2 separate regions of the Homo sapiens genome follow, and region 1 is linked to region 2. A link is a contact called in ENCODE Hi-C or POLR2A ChIA-PET data. All regions are on one chromosome and are shown on one strand. Each heading gives the region's core, a stretch centred on a gene start or an enhancer-like site at or near the end of the contact. The rest is flanking DNA. Distances are from core to core; before and after follow the strand shown. Region 1 overlaps AUTS2 (activator of transcription and developmental regulator AUTS2). Region 2 overlaps AUTS2 (activator of transcription and developmental regulator AUTS2).

Region 1 (3,305 bases), core at 141-2,640, 67 kb before region 2:
TTGGAGAGCAGTCTGTAGATTCAATCACTCAAGGACCAGGACTGTGATGTACTCTTACACACCACCATTGCCCTTAACATCTAGTACAGTATTCTCATGCATCACATGTAAGAGATGGGTTGATACGCAGTGGTCAGATCAATGAGTAAATAAATAAATGACCAGATCTCTGCCAACTAAAACAGAAGAGAATGAAGACATTATCTCAAACATAAAACTAAACTGCAAAGTCCTTTCCACGAATTGCCAACAGTTTGGGATTTCACAGAATATAGAAACCCATATGGCTAACAACAGAGCGTGGGTACATTCTCCTGAAAATCAAAATTCTAAAAAATATATCATTAACCATTGTGGTTGCTCATCTCCAAATATGGCTCCCAAATAATTCTGTATGTGCATGTCATGCCTCCCATTAGAAGGTGAAACTTATGTCCTTGTGACTGACGTGTGACTGTTTTGATGAATAGAATGAGGAGGAAGTGATATGCTGGAGATTCAGAGTTTGGGCCCAGCAGCTTCTGGTTATTTAAGCTTGTAACACAGTTACCATATAGTAAGGATGCCCAAGCAGTACCACATGGAAGTAAGCTGAGGCCTTGGGACCACAGGGCTAGCTGAGTTCCCAGCCAACAGCCCCTGACAACTTGCCAGCCACGTGAAGAAGCCATCTTGGGTGTGGCTCCGCCAGCTCCAGCTGAACTTGCCTTAGCAGATGCCATGTGGAACAGAGAGGAAGCTTCTCTGCAGAGCCCTGCCCTAATGGCAGCATTGTATTTCCAGGCTCCAAATTCGTGGTTTGTTACAAAGCAATAATAGGTAAGTGAAACAACCATCTGGGTCAGCCTCAATCAACACTGCGAGAATGGAAGAAGGTGAGCACATGCCAGGATGAGATACATCCATGGGCACCACCTTTGTGTTCCTGCCTCTGGGAGGAAGTGACAAGGACTTTGAAGTTCGAGAAAGAGTGCTACTGAAATGAAAATAAATCACGGCAACAACAAAAAAACTTGAAATAAGAAAAATCATTGCCAAAATAAGGAAAAGTTTTCTATTTGATAAAGCAGAAGAAAACTTAACATGACAATTTTAATGAAAGAATAAATCTGGTCTCCCCCCTTTCCTTTTGGAGGCTGGGAATGTTTGTACAACTAAAAAGTCTTTAGTAATCCCTTCTTTTATCCAAAACAGATTGCAGTTTTCAGCACGGCCCCATAAACTGCAGGTTCAAAGGAACCTGAAACTGAATTAGCATAAAATCTGGAATTCTCATTTCCACCAAATGCACAGCTGCCATCTGACAGCTCTTCTGTGATTTCAGTTTCAAATAGAAACTGAAAGAAGCTGAGGTGGCGCGGGCCATGGGTTCTGTCCTTTCCCTCACTCTCCTCCACACACTCAGAGTCAAGAGGATCTTAGAGGTCTGCCTCAAACCTCTGGTTCTAGAATGAATCCCTTAGCTAACAACCTGCCCAATAAAACTGGTAGGGAACAACCCCAAAGCCACGGACAGTTAGTTTATAAGCGAAGAGGGCTGGGGGTTGCCCATAAGATATGAGTGCTTTGCTGACGGCCTCGGGAGTGTGAAAGACTTTAAAGTAAATTCACACAAAACATGGGGTCGAATATGCTGGGACTAAGTTGGAACATAGGGTTGGATCTGCTGGGAGAGGAGGTGGAGCCCCCGTTCCCAGTTTTTGCATTACAAATACCAAGAAATCCACACTGGAATACACTAAAATTTAAATACCAGCAGGTCTGTTGATTTGCTTTCATGATTCACTTAACACTTCCTCAGCTTTCTCTGTAGGTCATGACAGCTCTAGGCAACTACGTTTAATTCTGGAAAAGCAAAGTGGGCGGGTTGGGGTGGTAGTGGTGTTGCTTTGCCTACCGCTGAAATCCTTCACCTTGGGGGAACAAGTTACTCTTCTTTGCATACAGAAGAAAAAAAAAATATATATATATATATGTACACTGATGCCCTCTGAGGAGTGCATGTGCTCTGAAGAGGATTTTCTCACCCCCAGTAGCGAGGGAGGATTTATCCAGAGCCATCCCAAGCCTCTCCTCTGATTCTCCATGTGATTGACTGAATGACTCCAAGTGACAGCGGGTGGGGGCAGCATCAATAGCACATGAAAAGCGGGCTGCAAACCCTCGGGGAGCGGGAGGCAGGGCCCTACTCCTCCCTCAACAACAGGATTCCCGCCAGGCCCGGGTGGATTCTCCCAAACCACCATGCCCCACGCAGAGCCATCTGCTCCTGAACTGGGGCACGGATGTCAACTTAACATCCGCCACTCGGGTGAGAGATGGGATGGGCCTGTGCTGGCCAAGTGTGGTGGGCTGCCCTCCCTGGAACACTCTAAGAAATTCACAGGGAAGCGAGTGTGGATCTTCAGAACTTCACTTTCACTCAGGTCTGTGCCTCCTTTGAAGTTCCTCTACTGCTAATGTACAACTTTTCATATTCTCCAGGAGAGAAAAAAATGTAGGGAGCATCTGGTATTTACACAGAATCTTAGAGGGAGTTGATGGATTTAATTACAAGTGTTAGTAAAACAGGAAAATTGTAGCCAGGCTTTCAAATAGCCACTCGCCTATAACTAACAAGACTTTCGGTTGTGCTGCTGGGAAAGAATGCTATTTATTTTCCTCGCAATGAGTTTTCTGGAAGAAGAGGAGGCTGGTAAAAATACAGTTGTTGGCTGGTAGCTTTTCTTTTAATTTATGATGTTTTCCTTCTTATACAAAGATCGGGCCACAAACAACATTCTACTAGGCAGTACGTTCCCAGTTGTTTTTCCATCAGCACTCGTGGTGATGGATTTTCTTTCTGTTACCAGTGCTCACTCACAGCTGACAACCTGCATTTGCAAAATGACCAGCTGAGTTTGGGGGTGCATGAGGAGGCATGGAAATGATTTCAAAGAACTGACCTGTAGGCAGATTAGAGAACCGACCTGGACCGGATCACATGAGCAGCCAACTCTGATGAGTTTTAGAAGACTGTTTGCAGGGCTATTGTAGACCATGACAGGGAAGATGAGGTGCTGAATGAATACTGTACTGGATTAGAAAGGTCAGAAGCCCTGGATTTTACAACAGGTCCAGTCCCAACTAGTTATGACTTTGGGTAAGTCAGGTAACTATTTCTTCACCATTAAAATGCACACCAGTTGGGATGAATAATCTCTCTCTCTCTGTGATTCTTTATGATCTGGTACCTAATGTATAAACAGAGAATAGTCTCTGTGCTGAAAAATAAATATTTTCCTCCTTCTATTAATATTTTCTTA
Region 2 (3,734 bases), core at 69-2,568:
CTGGAGTTCGAGACCAGCCTGGGCAACATGGCAAAACCCTACCTCTCTGAAAAATATAAAAATGAGCTCGGCAAGGTGGCCAGCACCTGTAATCTCAGCTACTCGGGAGGCTGAGGTGGAGAATCGCTTGATTCTGGGAGGTGAAGGTTGCAGTGAGCCAAGATCGCACCATAGCACTCTATCCTGGGCAACAGAGCAAGACAAAAAAAAAATTTGAACAGAACACACTGCCGTTTTGCACTGTCCCCAAACTCTTATTAGGACACCTGTATACCTGGTGAAAGCAGCACAGTTGACCTCTACCTACGCCAACTAAGGGCCACATACATGTTGGTGTGTGATGGCTCCTAAAGAGAATAAATGCTTTTCCAACAACAACAACAACAACAACAACAACAACAACAACAAGCCATAAATCTTCTAGAGGTTTTTTTTTTCTAAGCCTGAAAGTCAACTGAGAAAAATCTAGACTTTTCCTGCACCTTGTGAGCAGAGCAGTGACTAAAGACATTGCTTCCCCAGAGGGGCCTCTCAAGCCTCTGCTCCCTTTATGCAAGATTCTGGTACATGGGAGGGAAGTCTTAGTTCGACAGAAGTTGTATCTGGCAATGGGTGTGCTGGAAGGTCCACCTGAGCAAGGATCCAAAGACCAGCCGCTTCTTTTTTCCCTGCAGGTATTTCTAACAAGTACACACACATCCAGGACTACTGGTGTTTCCTGCTCCACCCTCATCCCTGCCACCCACTCTTCCACCCCATCACCCAAGGCAGATGTGCCATCTCCTTTCCAACTACAGAAGACGGAACTCATGATAAATCTTCCTGATGTCACCGACCTAGAGCCTGGGAAAGGAAAAAGACGACAGGGGAAATGGTCCTGTATTAACCTCAATGTAGCCAGCCAATTGTTCTTCATCCAGCGTTCGTAATTTTTATTTCTAGAGAGCTACCCTGGGAAGGCCTAAGCAGATGAGCCACACCGTCCAAGCTGTGAGTTCAGCCAGTGTCCAGTCTGGAAGGCAGAGAACAATGCGTGTGTGATCCTGAGCTGGGCTGCCTGGGGTGCTGGTGCAGGTTAGCCCTGCAGCCGGCCAGCCTCTGGGCCCCTGCCAGGCTGCCGACCAGCCAGGGGAAGTGAATGTGCTCAGCGTGAGAGTGCCAGCTGGCTAGGCTTTCTCCCCAGGGGGGAGGCTGTAAGCACAGATTACCAGTGACTTTGTTCAGTTCTGCTGCCGTGCTCCCCGAGGAGAGGAACATCACAGCCCAGCATCAGTACTAATAGGCCCTGATGCGCCAGACCCAGGCTAAGAAGGCCAGCGTGGGGGTGGGGGTGCAGCAGAGAGGAGGACAAAAGCCACGCCTCTGAAGCTGTCAACTGGCTCTGAGGCTGACAAGGAAGCACTCTCTGCAGCAAGTTCCAATCCCTGCCGCAGGAAGGAATAATTTCACCACTTTCTCACTATTTACTGTCCACAGCAAAAAGAAACCCCCACACCTCCACTTAGCACCATCGTGAGCATCCCTAGAGTCCAATAAATTACAGAAGAGAAACTAAAACTTTCCTTTGCTTCATTTCAAGGGCCTGTGACTGTGAAGTCACATGAGCTGCCACATCCAAGGCGTTGTCATGGAGACAGTGGTGGTTGCATAAATGATGTTGGTCCCCACTTTCATAAAAAAAAAAGTAATTTAAATTTTTATGTATAAGACCAGTTCATTAGACTGAGAAATTAAATTGATAATTTCTTATTTTTTTCCTTTCCCAGAGGAATTTCTGAGGAGAGCTGTAGACTAGCTTGTATGAAAGTTTGGTGGGATTTGGGCAGTAAGACATCAACTGGCCAGTGAGGATGTGCAGGATTAGCCAGCCAGTCTCATCTCTGACTTCAAACTGGTTTCTTCCAAGAAACAAAGATGGCTCCCTCCCTGGCTTCACAGCCCTGGCTCCCTGTTTAGCCGCCACCCACTAACTACCCTAGCCTTCATTTGGGGCATGCTGTAATTCATTTGGAGCTTGGGATTTTTGTCACTTTTAGGTACTACTGGGACACTAAACTAAAAATCAGTGCGTAAGTGGATGTGAATGCATGTTGATGAAAAGGTAGGCAGGTGCACACTGAAGCCCAATTTGACCACAAGAGTGATTAACTAGTCATGTCGCCCTGTCTGGAAGACTCCAAGGAGCCAGGGATCATGTTCTGATTAATTTCTCTTCTCGCATCTATGGATCTTGCTTTGTTCCATTCCCCTCCTATTTAGGGGCCTCCTCTCACCAACCCCTCTCTCTGAGTGACATCCAGGCATCTATATCATCTGGGCTCAGCAAAAAGCCTCCTCCCTGCTCTCCTTCTTCTGTCCATCCCTGGGGTCAACACTGTCACAGTGGGACTTACTGAGGCCATCCACTCTCGGCAACCCTCCCCTCTGCTCTCCTGTGGCCTGCCTCTGAAGTCCCCAGCCTGGGAGGAGGGAGACTTAATGAGTTCTCACCAGGGTCAATCCCTAACAAAACACACCTAACACAATACCCTCCTCATCTCCTTTCATAATATGTAGGCAAGCTGTCATCAGAATCTACTATGACACTCCGAAAATCTAATATTACTTGCAAAACAGCATTCTATATTCTCAGTGGAAATGTCTCTACAGCCTTGATTTCAGTGGCTCAATCTAGAAAAGAATGATGCACTTTTAAGGCAAAAAATACACACACACACACACACACACACACAGACACACACACATATATGTATATATATGCCTCTCCAACCTTTTTTCCTCTTGCTATTCTGGGGCTTGTCTTTAATGAGCAGCTCCAAATGACAGCTTTAATCACTGCCTCTGGCCACTGAAAGAGGCCGCTAATGATAGGAAAGAACATAGGGCCATTTGCATCAATCAGCTCCAGTCTAAATCACTTTTTATGATAATGCACCCAAGCGAAGAAGAAAGTCTCTGATGTCGCCTGCATGATGATGTACCACCGCGCTGTCTCCCTAGCTCAGACCTCCACATAAATCTCTTAAAGAGGCATGCACCCCACCCTGGACTGCCTGCCCAGCACTGCCCTCATTTTCTACACCATTAATGATCCACCACCAGGGCAGAGTCACAAGGGTCTAAGCAATCTGTTCCTTTAGTTCCTGTTCTTGGGGATATACCTTCTGATTTAAAAAAAAAATGTAGAAAAGAAGAAATAAATCCTAACCCACTTAGGACAGAACTGCTTATGACATGATCTCATTTTGTTTGCTTTGTAACCTCTCAAATAAAAGTGAGGGTGGATACATTGCCAAACTTGGTATTTGTTAGTCTCCTTGAAATGGAAGGTCATGCTGTATGACAAGAACAATGAGGTCTGGGTTCCAGCCCTGTGCCACCCAGGCCACTGTGACCTTGGGTAGGTCTTGTTGGACTTACTGGACCTCAGTTTCCTCAACTTGAAGGACAATACTAGATCATCTCCAGGGTTCACATCCGGTGGTAAAATACTCTGACTCTAAGACTATTTAGGAGAGCTGATCTGCATGTCTAGAATCCCATTCTGCTGGGAAAAAAGGTTGACTCTGCCTCTTCCTGGACCAGAGGTTTGAGCAACCACAGCTGACGATGTCAGATGCAGTGATCTGCTATCTCTACAGGGACTCTCTGTAAGCCAGAAGCCTGGAGATGACTTCCAATATTTTGCATTAACTAAAAAAAAATTATTAAACAACTGCAACTATTAAACAGTC

Evidence for each region. Hi-C counts contacts between places; a loop is a spot of excess contacts on that map. ChIA-PET counts read pairs that join two places held with the same protein, here RNA polymerase II (POLR2A). Pooled maps may share reads with other maps.
Region 1: a map of GM20431 shows a loop between it and region 2 (4-fold over the local background). The contact joins two enhancer-like sites. A Hi-C loop is called at or near these places in 9 of 168 maps with a recorded cell type or tissue (GM20431, Right ventricle myocardium inferior, esophagus squamous epithelium and 6 more) and 12 of 50 pooled maps. POLR2A ChIA-PET finds 5 or more read pairs at or near these places in 6 of 52 experiments (BJ, CD8-positive, alpha-beta memory T cell, H1 and 3 more).

What each region holds. Positions count from the first base shown.
Region 1 is chr7:70,680,181-70,683,485 of GRCh38, reverse strand. All of the region lies in intron 5 of AUTS2 (activator of transcription and developmental regulator AUTS2), which reads right to left. Among named protein-coding and RNA genes, the nearest start is that of GALNT17, 450 kb to the left of the region's middle. RefSeq lists enhancers at 918-1,843, 1,844-2,769. Within about 2 kb of position 1,390, at least 5 of the 41 ENCODE cell types and tissues checked have a DNase peak (open chromatin) inside an H3K27ac peak, as active enhancers do; they include right lobe of liver, where a contact is called at or near this core.
Region 2 is chr7:70,612,240-70,615,973 of GRCh38, reverse strand. All of the region lies in intron 5 of AUTS2 (activator of transcription and developmental regulator AUTS2), which reads right to left. Among named protein-coding and RNA genes, the nearest start is that of GALNT17, 520 kb to the left of the region's middle. RefSeq lists an enhancer at 1,124-1,656. Within about 2 kb of position 1,318, at least 11 of the 41 ENCODE cell types and tissues checked have a DNase peak (open chromatin) inside an H3K27ac peak, as active enhancers do; they include right lobe of liver, where a contact is called at or near this core.